Regions from separate parts of the Homo sapiens genome. Here all the other regions are linked to region 3. The links are chromatin contacts, found by Hi-C in ENCODE. All regions are on one chromosome and are shown on one strand. The core of a region is the stretch at or near the end of the contact, and the rest is flanking DNA. Distances in the headings are between cores, read along the strand shown.

Region 1 (4,100 bases), core at 767-3,266, 2.7 Mb after region 3:
TAACAACCTCCCAAGTGATGGTGACAGTGACGCTGCAGATCCCCAGACCACACTTTTGAGATGCACAGCACAACTATTTGTGGCCCTGGCAGAGACAACCAGGGAGACTATTTAGGCTTCTAAACCTACTGCAAACCGGAAGTCTTGCTATATACCACCACTGCAGTCACAGTCCATTACAGGAGCCCATTCCTTTTATAGTACCTCCCTGGCTCCGGGCTCATATGGCCAGAAGTGTGAGCAAGGACCTACACTCATTATCCATCACCTCCATGGTTACTTTATCAGAACCAAAGACTCATTCTTAATTGGCTTATTCTCCCCAAGACTTACTCTCAGCAGTAGGTCCTACTTAGGAAAAGTCTCAAAGCTTCATCTTGCTTAGGAATGTCTTTTCATAGTATTAAAAAAAGCAGCTACTGCTGAATTCTACTTTCTTTTTAACTAAGCGATGATATTTCACAATGGTCACATTTCCCCCAGAGTGAAACAACTTGAGAGAAAAAAAAAAACCTATAAAATAAGAGGGAAATCCTATTTAAGGGGAACTCAATTCACCTATGTATTCATGAAACAGACACATGCACATAAAGGCATCTTAACGTGAAAAATAAACATACAGTCCTTGCCCTCAAGCCAGGCGACAGAAAAGCTACCAACAACCAGGCTGAAACAAGACAAATGCCATCTGAAAAAACAGCTGACATTTGTTTCTATCAAAGCCATCCAGCAGATACCTCAACATCTTTCCACAGAACGTGTGCTCTTTACTAACAACCGACACACAAAGGAGGACGATCTCCAACAGAGGTGACTAGGAAAGGCTTCCTGGATGGCGTAATTTAGTGTTGGAGTCAGACCAATGAGCCGCCTTTTCACGGGTGGAGGTCCCAGATGGCCATCCCTTTAACAAAAATCAATTAACATGTAAATTATGTACTGACAAATACAACGTTTGATGGGCCCGCTGCAGTGGCTAAAGCCTGTAATCCCAACATTTTGAGAAGCTGAGGCAGGAGGCCTGCTTGAACTCAGGAGTTTTAGACCAGACTGGTCAACACAACGAGACCCCATCACTATAAAAATTAAAATGAATCTCAGCTACTCAGGAGGCTGAGGAAGCAGGGTCACTTGGGCACAGGGGACTAAGGTTGCAGTGAGCTACGATCACACCACTGCACTCCAGCCTGGACGACAAAGCAAGACCCCCATCTCTACGAAAAATTTAAAAATTAGCTGGGCATAGTAGTGCGAGCCTGTGGTCCCAGCTACTCCGGAGGCTGAGGCGGGAGGATCGCTTGCGCCCAGGAGGCCGAGGTTGCAGTGAGCCGTGATAGCACCACTGCACTCCAGCCTGGGCGACAGACTGAGAGCCTCACCTGTAAAAAATAATTTTAAAAAAGGTTCCACCTAGTGTTTTCCGTGGTGTGACTAAGAAAAGTATCTAGAAATAAAGCACAGTCAGTACCTGCTCTCAAAAAACGGCTGCCAATCTAGTTTGGAGACAGAAAAATATACCCGACTGAGAACACAGAGGAGCCTGTTTTCGGAAGAGGGGCGTCTTTGGAGACGCAAAATCCTCTCCGCGGGACGCTGACGGGCAGTCGGTAAAGGACTTCCAAGCACTGGTCAGTGACAATCGGGCGCTGGGGCTTTGCCAAGGCCCGGAGGCGGCGCGCCAAACCGGGCAATGCGGGAAGCGGGGCAGGCCCGAGTGGCCCTACTGCTGCCGTCCCTACTGATCCCTGCGCATCCGCCACAGAGCAGGGAACGGCAGAAAGGAGGAAGGAGGGGGAGTTCCGTAAATCAGGCCCTCAGGGGCTCCCAGGCCCGCACCCCTCTCAAGCCCCGGGGACCACCGCGGAGCCGCTGCTCCGGGCCGTGCGGCTCGAGGCGAACCTGCCTCAGAGCCGCCGGGCCCTCCTATCCCGAGCCGTATCTCTAGCTCCGGCCTGAGGTGGCCGGCGACTGCGTGCGCAAACACAAGATCCGCACCCCACTCCCCGCCACTGCAGCTCCGCGGCCGCGCTCAGAGTCTCCGGAACAGACCGGACTCAATGCGGACCAGGCAAGCGGAAGTGTGCCGCTTCCTTCCGGCCAGCGCAGCACGAGACGAGGCGGGGAACCGCGGGAGGAGGCGGGGCCTAGTGTTGACGAACAGCTCCCGGGGCCTATGGGCGCGGGGGCAGCCGCCCGGCCTCTCCGGCGCGCCCCCTCCCCGGGGCTGTTGACGCCCCCCAGCCCCTCATTTCCACAAAGCTCCGCGGCGGTTCTGCCCTCCTTGTACCCGCGGCGCGCTGCGGCCCGTGGCGCGGCCCCGTTCCCGCCTAGCCCCGTCGGCCTCCTTCCCCTCCCGGAGCCGCGCGTGAGGACGGCTGAGGCCGCAGGTCTGTGGCGGCGCGCCGGGACGCGCGGGCGAGGGTCTACCGAGAGGGCGGGCGGGCGCCGGCGGAACCCTCGGCTACAGCCCCGAGCCCCTGGGGCCGCCCCTCCCCGCCGCGTGGCGCAGTCGGGGGGCGCGGCCGCGGCGTCGGGGCGTCGGGAGGGGCGGAGCGCGGGAGTGTCTGCCGGGACGCGGGCCGGGCTGGGCTCCGGAAGGACCAAGTTTGCGGAGCGGCTTCTGCTCGTCGGCCGTGCGGCGAGGCAGGGCCTGGGCTGCGACCCCGGCGGCCGCTCGCGGTCTTGGGAGAGCTGGGGCGCGTGCCTGAACTTCCCGGCTGCCCCTGTCCTTGGAGACCTACCTGATGGGGACGCCAGGTGTGCAGGGGCGTGGCGCGTAGGTAAGCGGACCCGGTGCCTGCCTCGTCCAGGGGATGCTCACTAGAGCGCTAGGCTTTTTTATTTTTATTTTTTAGAGACAGGGGTCTCGCTGTCTCGCCCAGGCTGGAGTGCAGTGGCGTTATCACGGCTCACTGCAACCTCGAACTCTTGGGCTCAAGCGATTCTCCCACCTCAGCCTCTGGAGTAGCTGGGACCACAGGCATGCACCACCGAGCCTGGCTATTTTATTGTATAGATAGGGTCTCGCTCTGTTCCCCAGGCTGGTCTCAAACTCATGGTCTGAAGTCATCCTCCTGCCTCAACCTCCCAAAGCGCTGGGATTACATGAGCCGCCTCGCCCGGCTAGCGCTAGTCGTCCTTATTAATAAAGAATCGCTTCTGGTCCCTTTTCAGTTGTTTACAATGGCATTCCTTTTGATCTGATGGAGGAACTTTTTTTCTTAGTTCATGGGACTGTTGCAGTGCCTGACACATAATTGGTACTTAAATATGTGTTGGTTTTCTGCCTTAACATATTAGAATATATGAATTGTTTAAAAAAGTCCTCTCACACTTAGGGAGGACTCTAGGATGAGGTCACATGGGGGATAAGCCCATCTGTGGCTGTAGGACTTTGTTAAACACTCCTCTTCTCCCTCTCTGTTCCAGATTCTCCATTTCCAGTGCTTGAAAGCACAGTACTTAAATCTGGCTTCCTGCTTTTTTTTTTTTTTTTGGTATGAATGAATACATGAATTGTATAATGTTAGTTGGTTTGTTCTGTAGAGCAAGTTACCCTTAGGAATTAATAAACTGTGGAAACAATCATGTCAGGCTACTAGTCACATTTAAGAAATAATTAGTAAGAGGCTGTTCATTATTCAGAGGAGTGAAGCAAGATGTTCTGGAGGACTGGAACCCGCTTACTCACTGCCACCACTCCCCCGCCTCCCACTTGCTGCTGCCAAACCAGGCTCCTGCTCCCCCCCACCCATTACTCCCACCGACGCTCCCTGGGATAGCAGCTGCCCTGATTGGCACACCCCCGCAGTCATCACCACTGAGGCGTATTCCTGAAGCTGCCAGTGTGAATTGTTTTATAGAACACTGGTGTTAAAATTCAGGTACCTGAGACAAAACAATATTTTAATTCTTCAAAATCCGGTTGTCAACACATTTACTATGGAGTATCTCCCACGTGGCCACTTCTGTGGGAGGTACTGAAGACCTACTACCGCCTATGGAAGTAGAAAATAATATACAACTGTGTAGTTACGTGACGCATTGCGTGGTAACTGCTATGGCTCAGGGAGGGAGAAGATCAGCCGGAACTGGAATGT
Region 2 (4,310 bases), core at 522-3,021, 3.0 Mb after region 3:
TACAAAAATTAGTCAGGCGTAGTAGCATGCGCCTGCAATCCCAGCTACTCCAGAGGCTGAGGCAGGAGAATTGCTTGAACCCGAGAGGCAGATATTGCAGTAAGCCGAGATCGCACCACTGCACTCCAGCCTGGTGAGAGCGCCAGACTCCCTCTCAAAAAAAAAAAAGGTTCAGTTTCTGTTGTTTTGCTATGCACCCAGGACCAGGACTTGGTCATCTCACTCATGAGTAACCAGCTTCTGTGAAAACCAGCTGATGTTGAAACACACACATTCACCTACAAAACCACGGTGTTATTTTACAGCAAAGGGAGTAGTATGTTCTTAAGACCCTTAATCCCTCCATAAATGGTTAGTCATCTGTAAAATAGTGGTAACTGTTTCCACTTCATGGGGTTTTGTAAGAATTACACAACTAATACTAATAAAGTTCCTAGTGCCTCACACACTGTACCCAGTAACTACTAATATTATTATCCCCTAGGATTATTATTACTCCTAGTATTGAAGACATGTTACTTTAATCACCTGAGTGCCTTTCTCTCCATTGCTCTGTATTTTTATTTTATTTATTTATTTATTTTTTTGAGACAGAGTCTCGCTCTGTCACCCATGCCGGAATGCAGTGGCAGGATCTTGGCTCACAGCAACCTCCACCCAGATTCAAGTGATTCTCCTGCCTCAGCCTCCTGAGTAGCTGCAACTATAGGCGCGGGCCGCCACACCCAGCTAATTTTTGTATTTTTAGTAGAGGCGGGGTTTTGCCATGTTGGCCATGCTGGTCTTGAAGTCCTGGCCTCAGGTGATCCGACCACCTCGGCCTCCCAAAGTGCTGGGATTACAGGTGTAAGCCACAGCGCCTGGCCAGAGACCAGGTCTCTTCAAACAAAAAAACAAACAAAACCCCTAAATATTGACAATGTCATCTGTGGATTCTACCCAGGAAATAACCCACATTAAAATGATGGTTTGTGAGGGTCGGCAGGGGTATAGTGTATTTCATCCAAAAACATAACAAATGTGTGATCCAATTATAATAGCAATTATGGGAAAAGCTGTCGGTGACTGATAAGGAGTTATAAAAGAAAAGACTCAAATTTACACAGGCTTTTCAAAAGATCATAATCCTGCTATTGGAGGTGGAAGTCTTCTAGACACTAACAAGGTGGAGAGAAATCTCCATGTGGAGGCCCAGATTAAACATCTCCCATCAAAGTGGAACTCGTCAAATGTCCTAAGACACCTAAGGCCGTCCCCAGGCGCCCTGACAATAAAAGGTAACCAGAACACGAGAGAAATTACTCTGGGAGTACCTTTCACATTCAAGGTGTGCAGTAGGAAATTTATAAATTGGCATCTGGCTCGTCCATTCATTTCTCATTGGTGTGGTTCACGTGTGCTTGCAAAGGTCAGACTTCTGCCCTTCGAATGTCCTCTCTCCCTCTCCCACAGAAAACACCCACATGTGGGTCCTTGTTTAAAGCAGAAAGTCCTAGTCCTTAGCTTTTAGTGAGGTGGATGTCATCAGGCCTGGGTTGGCATCCTGTTTTTTACCATGGCAAGTCATATGCGCCCTTAAGCATTCCTGCTTTTGGTCCAAGCTTCCTGCGTGGGAATACTGCGGTCCTCCTTTCAGGCAGCTGTGAATGACAAACGGTCGCTGGCTGCCGTGACACCCATTGTCCCGCGAGAGTGCCCTAGCTGGGCCCCAGTGCACTCGAGGCGGTCCCTGCTCGGGTGCCCCTCCCACAGGCAGGCGCCGTTGCCGACCAAACGCCCAGGTTCACCCAACGCCAGAGGCTCGTCCTCAATTCCCGCGAGGCCCCCGGAGGTGCTGGGGTCCCTGCAGGGCCGGGCCACCTGCCGTGGAGCTCAGGCCGCGCCAGAATCGGATCCGGGAAGCTGCGCGCCATGAGCAGCTCCCTGCGGCCGGGCCCCAGCCGCTGGCGGCGGGCGGCCAGCATCGTCCTGGCGGCTGGCTGGTCGCGCCCGGAGACCGCCACCCCGCCGTCGCGCCCGCCGCCGGCCGAGGGCTTCCGGCTGCTGCTGCTGCAGCGCTCCCCGCACCAAGGCTTCATGCCGGGCGCGCACGTCTTCTCCGGCGGAGTGCTGGATGCGGCCGACCGCTCGGCGGACTGGCTGGGCCTCTTCGCGCCGCACCACGGGCCGCCGCGCTTCGGCCTGGGCCCGGCGCCATTCAGCCGCACCGCTTTCCCGTCGCTGCCCGACACCGATGACCACAAGACCGACAACACTGGGACGCTGCCTGAGGACGTAGCCTTCCGCATCTGCGCCGTGCGGGAGGCCTTTGAGGAGGCGGGCGTGCTGCTGCTGCGGCCCAGGACTTCCCCACCAGGCCCAGCACCCGGGCCTGGCCTCGCCCTGGAGCCACCGCCGGGCCTGGCCTCCTGGCGCGACCGCGTGCGCCAGGACCCGCGCCACTTCCTGCGGCTGTGCGCCCACCTCGACTGCACACCCGACATCTGGGCGCTGCACAACTGGAGCGCCTGGCTCACCCCTTTCTTGCGGGGCACCACTCGCCGCTTTGACACGGCCTTCTTCCTGTGCTGCCTGCGCGAGCCGCCGCCCGTCTACCCCGACTTGGCGGAGGTGGTGGGCTACCAGGTAAGGCCTGCTCAGGGCCTTGCTGCGGACCGCCAGGACGTGAGAGGGAGGACCCCTCCCAGCGGCCCAGGCCCCCAAGGGACCCCCGCATAGGCCAAGCCCAGAGAGATTAAGCAGCAAGGAACGCTTAGACGGGCTGGAAACTCTCACCCCTGTAGACCAAAGCCATGCTCTTGGTGAAGTGCTCTCTGCTTTCCTAGGCTTTGGGGTCTCAAGGCCTGGAGCCTGTCTCTCCACGTGGTTCCTCCAGCGTGGCCACTGTGTAAGCACTTGTACATGTGTAGACATAGTACATCTCCACAGCCGTTTAATTTGGTTTTCTTGGAGAACAGACTTAATATGATCCAGTCTTCCTATTTTTATTTATTTTTGGTACAGATGGGGGTCTTGTCTCTCTGTGTTGCACACCCAGGCTCGTCTCCAGCTCCTGGTGTGTCCAGAATTGGTTCCTTCCAGTGGGTTCTTGGTCTCGCTGACTTTAAGAATAAAGCCGCGGACCCTCGAAGTGAGTGTTACAGTTCTTAAAGATGGTGTGTCCAGTTTCTTCCTTCAGATGTTCAGATGTGTCTGGAGTTTCTTCCTTCTGGTAGGTTCGTGGTCTCGCTGACTTCAGGATTGAAGCCGCAGACCTTCGCAGTGAGTGTTACAGCTCTTAAAGGTGGTGCGTCAGGAGTTGTTTGTTCCTCTTGGTGGGTTTGTGGTCTCGCTGGCTTCAGGAGCGAAGCTGCAGACATTTGTGGTCAGTGTTACAGCTTATAAAGGTAGTGCGGACCCAAGGAGTGAGCAGCAGCAAGATTTATTGCAAAGAGCAAAAGAACAAACCTCCCACAGCGGAAGGGGATCAGAGCAGGTTGGGTGCTGGTGGCTGGGTGGCCAGCTTTTATTCCCTTATTTGGCCCTGCCCATGTCCTGCTGATTGGTCCATTTTGCAGAGTGCTGATTGGTCCATTTTTACAGAGTGCGGATTGGTGCGTTTACAAATCTTTAGCTAGACAGAGCACTGATTGGTGCGTTTTTACATAGTACTGATTGGTGCATTTACAAACCTTTAGCTAGACACAGAGCACTGATTGGTGCGTTTTTACAGAGTGCTGATTGGTGCATTTACAAATCTTTAGCTAGACAGAAAAGTTCTCCAAGTCCCCACTGGACCCAGGAAGTCCAGGGGCTTCACCTCTCAATCCCGCCTCTAAACAGGGCACCCCATCTGCTGTTGGGAATTGGGCAATGACTGCTCTAGCTACTTCCTGCTGGACAGGGGCAAAGAAGGGGCCCTGCAGTTGTAGTGTCCTCCAGAGGGGAACTCTCTAGGCCAGTGAAAGGGCCAGTGGGTCGGTCCAGGGGTCCTCGGTAGAAGTTGTTAGTTGAGCTCATTTGGGTTTCCGTTTGTAAGACCATCTGTAGTTTGATGGCCTTGATTCTAGAGGAAACAAATTTGACAAGGAGGTTAAAAATACAGGGCCCGAAGGCGAGTAATAGTAAAACGGCTGTCACAGGATGTAGAAAGGGGAGAAGCCATGTTGCCCAACTCCAGAGGTTGGTATAAGAGTTTGAAAGGCGTTGTCTGATTTCAGAAACCTTTTCCTGTAAATGCCGGGCGGCATCTTGCACTATCCCTGACTTGTTAGTGTAAAAACAACACTCTTCCCCTAAGGTGCAAAGTCCTCCTTTCTCAGCAGTGAGGA
Region 3 (3,484 bases), core at 1-2,500:
TCTCTTTCCCTCTCCCCTTCCTTCCTGCTTTTTGTTGTTGCTGGTGTTGTTGTTGTTTTTTCCAGAAACGCAGTCTCCCTGTGTTGCCTAGGCTGGTCGGGAACTGGCCTCAAGCAATTCTTCCGCCTCGGCCTCCCGAGTAGCTGGAACTACAGGTGCTATTCCAAGATGGTGAAACCCCGTCTCTACTAAAAAATACAAAAATTGGTCGGGGTGGCTCACGTCTGTAATCCCAGCATTGCAGAAGGCTGAGGCAGGTGGATCGCAAGGTCAGGAGTTTGAGATTAGCCTGGCCGATATGGTGAAACTCCGTCTCTACTAAAAATACAAAAAAATTAGCCAGGCTTGGTGGTGTCGCCTGTAATCCCAGCTACTAGGGAGGCTGAGGCAGGGGAATTGCTTGAACGAGGGAGGTGGAGGTTGCAGTGAGCCGAGATCGCGCCATTGCACTCCAGCCTGGACAACAGAGCAAGACTGTCTAAACAAAAGCTCAACAAACTACCTGCCATCCCCAAAACTAATCTCACCTCCTAAAGCATTAACGACCCTTCCTGACCAAATCTAAACTAGCGCCCAGATTTTCTTCCCATATGGCTCAGCCCAGCTCCGCTGCCCCACAGGTGTCCTGTCAGGATCCGCTTCACATTTATAATACCTAGCACCCCACCCCCAGCCCCGCCCCTGCCCCACCAGCCACCCCCACTCTACCCCACCCCTACCCATCACATTCCGCACCCCACCCCCGCCAAACCCACATCCCCACCCCACCCAACCTCACCCACTCCCACCACATCCACCACCCGCACCCCACCCCCACCCACCACACCCATGCCTACGCCACTCCTGGGTGACAGCGAGCCAGGGCCCGGGACTCTAGTCCCAGCTCTGCTGCTTACTTGTGTGACTTCAGCCTCTCCATGCCTCAGTTTCTCCATAGGGACAATGACTACACTAACAGTGTCCACCCCGGCACCGGGAGGGCCGGGCTCCCGGCAGGGCGGGGACCCTCTCCCCAAGGCACTCCCGGGTCTCCAGGCCTGCTCTTGGGGTGCCCCCTCCTCTCGCGGGGCGCGGCCTGGGAGGCGCCCCGCCCCGGCTCCGGGCGCTCCTTTACCTGGGGGAGCGGAGGTCTACGCGGCGCGCTCGGCGATCAGACGCGGCTGCAGCCCGGGCCTGGCAGGCCCCGGGCTCCCCGCCCAGCTCCCCAGCCCCGCGGAGGGTCGCGCAGGCCTTGGTGGCGGCCCCGGCGCTGGCCCCGCCCTCCGTCCCACCTTCCGGCTGCGCCGGGCCTTCCGGGAAGCCACGCGCCGGGCCAGCTCCTGGCTCCGAGCTGCGCCCGGCCTTAGGGGGAGCCGGGGGTCGCTGCTGGGCACCCCCTCCCCGGTCCTGGCCCACCCCGCCGCTGTCACCGGGGCCCTGGCTTGGGTTGCGGGTGGCGTAAGGAGACGAGGCGCCCGGAGAAGAGTCCTGGGAACCGCAAGGCCGCGCTCCCGCAGGCCCAGCCCTGCCTTTCTCCCACGCGCACGCATGATCACATCCGGGCCCCGCGCACCTGCCTCCAGGACCGCGGGGACCTCCCGGAGACCTCCCTCCCTTTGGCCTGGAGGACCCCTCTCTCCCCGCAGCCTGGGCACAGAAGAGAGCACAGGGGCATCTGGAGGTCAAGGGTGCTGCGTCAGTATTTGGTGAATGTGTGGGCCGGAGCCAGATTTCCTCTGTTCCAGAGCCTGCTCTGGAGCCTCTGGGTCTGGGGGTTGCAAAAGGAGAAGCAGGTTGGGTGGGACTCGTAATCCCAGCTGCCAGTGAGGCTGAGGAGGGAGGATTGCTTGAGCCCAGCAGTTCGAGCGTGGGCAACACAGTGACATCCCATCTCTACAAATAATAATAAAAATTAGGCCGGGTGGGTGAGTCATACCTGTGACCTACAGCATTTTGGGAGGCTGAAGCGGGAGGATTGCTTGAGCCCAGGAGTTCGAGGCTGCAGTGAACTATGATCCCACCACTGCACTTCAACCTGGGTGACAGAGTGAGACCGTCTCTTAAAGAAAGAAAAAAAAGGAAAAGAACTGGCTTTGCTCTTAGGAGTCTTGGATGGGGACCAAAGCTGAGGCAAGGCAGCCTCTTAGGAAGGTGCAAAGGGCATGAGGCTGGGGTTGCAGAACTGCCTGGGAATACTACTTTATTGAGGCCTGTGGAAAGCTGTCCCTACTCTTGTCATGCAAGGTCTGGCCTTGAACCATCTCAAATCCAAAAGTGGCTTCTGGGGGGCTCTATAGAGAATTAATCCTAACAGGAACCCTGCAAAGCAGGCATGGTTGTCACTGCTATATTACAGATGGGAAGCTCTAAACACAGGCTGCTCTGCCCAAGGCCATCCTGGTTAGAAAGTTTCAGGGCCCAAACTCCAGCCTCGGTCTCGGTATCTCAAAGTCTCCGCCTGTGACCAGCACTCTGCCTGCTTTCCAGGGTGCCATGGGCACCCAGAGGACGGACCCTTTTCCATTTTTAAAAGAATGGAACAAACGCTCTTAATACCAAGCTTCCCCAGGCCTTGGCTGGGATAAAACAACCCCATTTATTCCTGAATCGGAGCTTTTGCTTGAGTTTGGGTGACTTTCAAGAGGGAAAGTGAACTGAGGCCAGGGGAACTCAGCTTGCTGCCTTCCTGGGGCCTGAGTGTGGCGCTCCCGTTTCTCTGCGGGCAGCTCCCTCTGGCGGCACATTGCAGAACTGGCCTGCAGACTCCTCCCCCAGAGATAGTGGGGAAGAGGGCCTGTGTAGGGAAAGATGCTGGGAGTGAAAGAAGCTTCAAAGTCCAGGCCCTCCAGAGAAGGCAAGCATGTAAGAGGTTCATGCAGCCCAGCGCGGTGGCTCACACCTGTAATCCCAGCACTTTGGGAGGCCGAGGCGGGCAGATCACCTGAGGCCAGGACTTTGAGACCAGCCTGGGCAACATGGTGAAACCCCATCTCCACTAAACATGGAAAAATGAGCCAGACATGGTTGGTGCAAGCCTGTAGTCCCAGCTACTCGGGAGGTTGAGGCAGGAGAACCGCTTGGACCCGGCAGATGGAGGTTGCAGTGAGCCGAGATCGCGCCATTGCATGCAAATCTGCAACCCATCAGCCTCCTGGGCCTCATTCTGATACGAATGCAGGCATAACATGACCGCACACTCTGAACCCCAGAGATGGAGCACACAGTGCCTCATGCTCCTAAAGGCAACTGCGGCCTCCTGCACAGTGAGCAAGGCGTGCCGTGGGGTCTCGGTGGTGGCGCGGAAATGGCACTGGCCCAGCACACAGCGATGCTTTATGCTGCTTACAGTGACCTAGGGAAAGTTCTTCCACGTCTCCGTGCCTCAGTTTCCTCATCTGGGAAATGGCAACAAGAGTAGTACTTATCCTATAGGGTTGTTCTCAACATAAAAGGAGGTAATATATATGAATCTAGATTATTCTTGTTTACATTACAGAATGTGAAA
Region 4 (3,893 bases), core at 870-3,369, 2.9 Mb after region 3:
TCAAAACCACAACACCTCACCTCATACCCGTTAGGATGGTTACTATCAAAAACAATCAAAAAACAAACAAACAAAAAAACAGAACACAACAAATATTGGTGAGGAGACGGTGAAATTGGAACCTTCATTCACTGTTGGTTGGAATGTAAAATAGTGCAGTTGCTGTGGAAAATGGTATGGCCATTCCTCAACACAGAATTATCACATTATCCAACAATTTCTCTTCTGGGTATATATCCAAAAGTGAAAGCACAGACCTGAACAGATATTTCTACACCCATGTTCATAGCTGCATTATTAATAATAGCCAAAAGGTGGATGCAACCTAAGTGTCCATTGTCAGATGAATGGATAAACAAAATGTGCTAGGTATATCCATACAATGGAATATATTCAGTCTAAAGAGGGAAAGAAATTCTGCCACATGCTACAACATGAATGAACCTTTAAGACATATGCTAGGTGGAGTAAGCCAGTCACAAAAGGACAAATATTGTATGATTCCACATATACAAGATACCCAGAATAGGCAAATTCATAGAAACTAGAATGAGAATGGGTGGAGACTGATTATTATTCTCAGACCCCTCCCACCCCCACCCATTCCCATTAGAGGCCCCTCACACCAACCTAAATCTTTACTGGGTAGAGTTCCAGTTCAGGATGATAAAAAAAAAAAGTTGTAGAGATTGATGGTGGACAAGGTGGTTCATGCCTGTAATCCCAGCACTTTGGGAGACCAAGGCAGGTGGATCACTTTAGGTCAGAAGTTCGAGACCAGCTTGACCAACATGGTGAAACCCCATCTCTACTAAAAAATACAAAATTAGCCGGGCACAGTGGTGCACGCCTGTGGTCCCAGCTACTTGGGAGACTGATGCAGGAGAATCGCTTGAACCCGGGAGGTGGAGGTTGCAGTGAGCTGAGATTGAGTGACAACTGCACGATAATGCATTTCATACCACTGAAAAGTACACCTAAAAATGGTGAAAATGGTAAATTTTGTATTGTGTATATTTTGCCACAATTAAAACACACAGGCCAGGTGTGGTGGCTCATGCCTGTAATGTTAGCAGTTTGGGAGGCTGAGGCAAAAGGATTGCTTGAGCTCAGGAGATAGAGGCCAGCCTAGGCAACATAGCGAGACCCCATCTGTATTTTTTTAATGTAAAAAATAAAATAACACACACACAGACAAACAAACAGAATCTGTATGAGTCACACGTTTAGGTAGCTGAATATCCTCTCTGCCCCCAATTCCCCCAAGTCAAAGGCAGAAGGGATTTGTTCCACCAAAGAGTTTACACCAGCCACAGCTGCCCACTGCAGTATCCTCCCAGGAAAAGCCCTTTTGTGCGTGGAGGAGGCAGATGGCGAGGAGGCAGATGTGCACTTTTTTTTTTTTTTTTTTTTTTTTTAGAGACAGGGTCTGGCTGTGTCTCCCAGGCTGGAGTGCAGTGGCGAGATCAAGGCTCACTGCAGCCTCGAACTTCCGGGCTCCAGCGATCCTCCTGACACAGCCTCCTGAGTAGCTGGGACTACAGGTGCACATCACCGCGCCCAACTAGTTTTTTAAAATTTTAGTAGAGATAGGCTCTTGCCATATTGCCCAGGCTGGTCTCTAACTCCTGACCTCAAATGACCCTACCGCCTCCCGAAGCGTCGGGACCACAGGCGGCGAGCCACCGGCCGGCCTCTGTGTGCACCGAGGAGCCGGGCAGCCACCGCCACGATCCAGCTTTAGGACATTTCCATCACCCCACTCAGCCTTCCTGCGCCCCTGGTTCCTCATCTATAAATAGAGATAATATACGCCTAACCCTCTAGGTCACCAGCACATTGCACCCATAATTATTATACTTGTTGATGCCACACTTTCAGGTTTTAACCTTTCCAAAGCGCAGCCCCGCCCCAGCGCAGCCCAAGTCCCTGCACGCAGAGGCGCCGATCACGGGTGGGAGGTGGATCCCGGAGGCCCCGCCCCAGGCCCCGCCCCTCCGTGCGCCCAAGCTCGACCGCCTGAAATCGGGGAATCGGGCCTCTGCCGGCGCCCTGGCAGCGGCGCGGGGCGTGGCTCCGGGCTGGATTGGTGGCGCCTGGGCCCCGCGAGCGCCTGCGCAGTGGTCAAGGCCGCGCTCGCGCCGAGGGGCTGCGAGAGTGACCGCGGCTGCTCCAGCGCTGACGCCGAGCCATGGCGGACGAGGAGCTTGAGGCGCTGAGGAGACAGAGGCTGGCCGAGCTGCAGGCCAAACACGGGGTGAGCGCATCAGCCCCCGCCAGGCTTGGCCCTCGCGGGGCGCCGCCCTCGCCCGGAGTGTAGGGCGCGCCTCCGGGGCGGAGGCTCTGGGCGCCTCCCCGGGGCCCCGGTCCCCTGCGCTGCCCTGGCGGCCTCGTGGCCGGCTCAGAGGTGGCCTCGTCGCTTTCCTCGTCGCGAGGGGCCCAGGAGGCTGGCGGCGGGGGCCGCCACGTGCGGGACCTGCCCTGGCGTTGGGGTGTGGGGTCCCCTAGCCTGGAGCGGGCTCGTCCTGGCGGGCCTGGATCCAAGCACAATCTCAGCTTTTGGAGCCAGCAGCCGGACCGAATTCAGTTTTTCCGGAGTTCAGTTGTTATGACCCAAGTTTAGCCGACAGGTATTGAGGGTCCGCTGTGTTCCCGGTGCTGAGAGCGCGGCAGGGTCGGAGGAACGCTTGCCCCGCCGGGATGACAGGGAGGGGCCGCCTGGGAAGCTTGGATGGATCACACGCCCGGAGAGGCGTTTCTGATAAGGGACCGGGACCTTAGGGACGGAGGGCGCAGTCTTTGAGTTATCGTTGTCCCTAATACCGAGGCCCGTTTTATTTTCCAGAAATTATTCCTACATGTGAAACACGGTTTCGTAATACAGGGATTCCCCTCCCCAGGGTGCTCTGTATTCCAAAGCCTTCTGAGGTTGTGGTTTTAGACGTTCATCAAAACGTTGTAAGTGGGAACTAGTTCATTGATTTCTGTGAGGCCCAGTTTCTTATTTGGGGAGTTGTTTCTACCACCGCAAGAGACTGTTATGTATAGGAAACAACAGAACCGTTCCTTTTTCCCGCCGCCTCCCGTGAAATTTCTCTATTAAATTTAAGTTTTTTTTTTCCAGGATCCTGGTGATGCGGCCCAACAGGAAGCAAAGCACAGGTATGGGCTGGAAACGTGAACTTTTTGAAGGGTGGTTTCACCAAATGGATTTCTTTTGCTGTAGTTATTTTAAGCAGGTGTGTGACTCAGATTTTTTTGTTTTGCTGGAATGGTGATTTGGCCAAAATCATCCGCAGGGTATCTTCATTATTGTTAAATAAACACGTGTGCAGCTCCACATCAGACCTTGTATTGCAATTACTGGTTGATGTTTCTCTGCTACAATGTGAGTACCTTAAAAATGAGCCTGATAATAGGCAGCTGTGGCAGTTTCCTCGGCTGTGGGGGTGACGTGAGTCCGGTGCCTCACTTAGTAAGTGCTCAATAAGTGTTAACTGGTAAGCTATTCTGATTGTTTTATCCCAACACAGCGCACAGCACCTGAGACAGATGCAGGTAATTGATTCGGTGGCAGGTTTATTGAATGAGTATGTGATTACCCTATCATGCTATCATTTTTTAAAAATTGTGGTTAAATAAAATTTCACCATCACAACCATTTTTAAGTGTGCTCTTCAGTAGTGTTCACACTCTAGAATGTTTTCATCTTGCAAGACTGAAACCTTTAGCTACTGGACAATTCTCTATTTCCCCTTCCTCACCTTCTTACTCCTCCTCTCCAGCAAATATTTATAGAGCACCTGCTCTGGGTCAGGCACTGTGCTGGGTCTACAGAAATAGGAAGGGAGGGTTCGGGAGAAGACAGACGGTGAGAAGTATCTGGAGTAGTG

The links. Hi-C counts contacts between places; a loop is a spot of excess contacts on that map. Pooled maps may share reads with other maps.
Region 1: a pooled map shows a loop between it and region 3 (4-fold over the local background). The contact joins the promoter of DPY19L3-DT here to the promoter of C19orf12 in region 3. A Hi-C loop is called at or near these places in 9 of 50 pooled maps.
Region 2: a pooled map shows a loop between it and region 3 (6-fold over the local background). The contact joins the promoter of NUDT19 here to the promoter of C19orf12 in region 3. A Hi-C loop is called at or near these places in 6 of 50 pooled maps.
Region 4: a pooled map shows a loop between it and region 3 (7-fold over the local background). The contact joins the promoter of PDCD5 here to the promoter of C19orf12 in region 3. A Hi-C loop is called at or near these places in 7 of 50 pooled maps.

What each region holds. Positions count from the first base shown.
Region 1 is chr19:32,403,523-32,407,622 of GRCh38, forward strand. DPY19L3-DT (DPY19L3 divergent transcript) reads right to left here and starts at 2,017. Exons shown (of 3, transcript NR_046201.1): 1 at 1,469-2,017. It overlaps DPY19L3 (dpy-19 like C-mannosyltransferase 3), which reads left to right and starts at 2,248. Exons shown (of 19, transcript NM_001172774.2): 1 at 2,248-2,387. RefSeq lists silencers at 1,800-1,849, 1,880-2,629.
Region 2 is chr19:32,690,050-32,694,359 of GRCh38, forward strand. NUDT19 (nudix hydrolase 19) reads left to right here and starts at 1,772. Exons shown (of 3, transcript NM_001105570.2): 1 at 1,772-2,625. The coding sequence starts at 1,912. It overlaps NUDT19-DT (NUDT19 divergent transcript), which reads right to left and starts at 2,247. Exons shown (of 2, transcript NR_186320.1): 1 at 1,314-2,247. It overlaps LOC124904690 (a long non-coding RNA gene), which reads right to left. Exons shown (of 2, transcript XR_007067226.1): 2 at 2,916-4,045. RefSeq lists a silencer at 1,735-2,144.
Region 3 is chr19:29,714,011-29,717,494 of GRCh38, forward strand. C19orf12 (chromosome 19 open reading frame 12) reads right to left here and starts at 1,251. Exons shown (of 3, transcript NM_031448.6): 1 at 1,115-1,251. RefSeq lists a silencer at 786-1,575 and enhancers at 1,746-1,845, 2,391-2,610.
Region 4 is chr19:32,579,071-32,582,963 of GRCh38, forward strand. PDCD5 (programmed cell death 5) reads left to right here and starts at 2,120. Exons shown (of 6, transcript NM_004708.4): 1 at 2,120-2,257; 2 at 3,125-3,162. The coding sequence starts at 2,192. RefSeq lists an enhancer at 1,570-1,659 and silencers at 1,870-2,599, 1,945-2,121.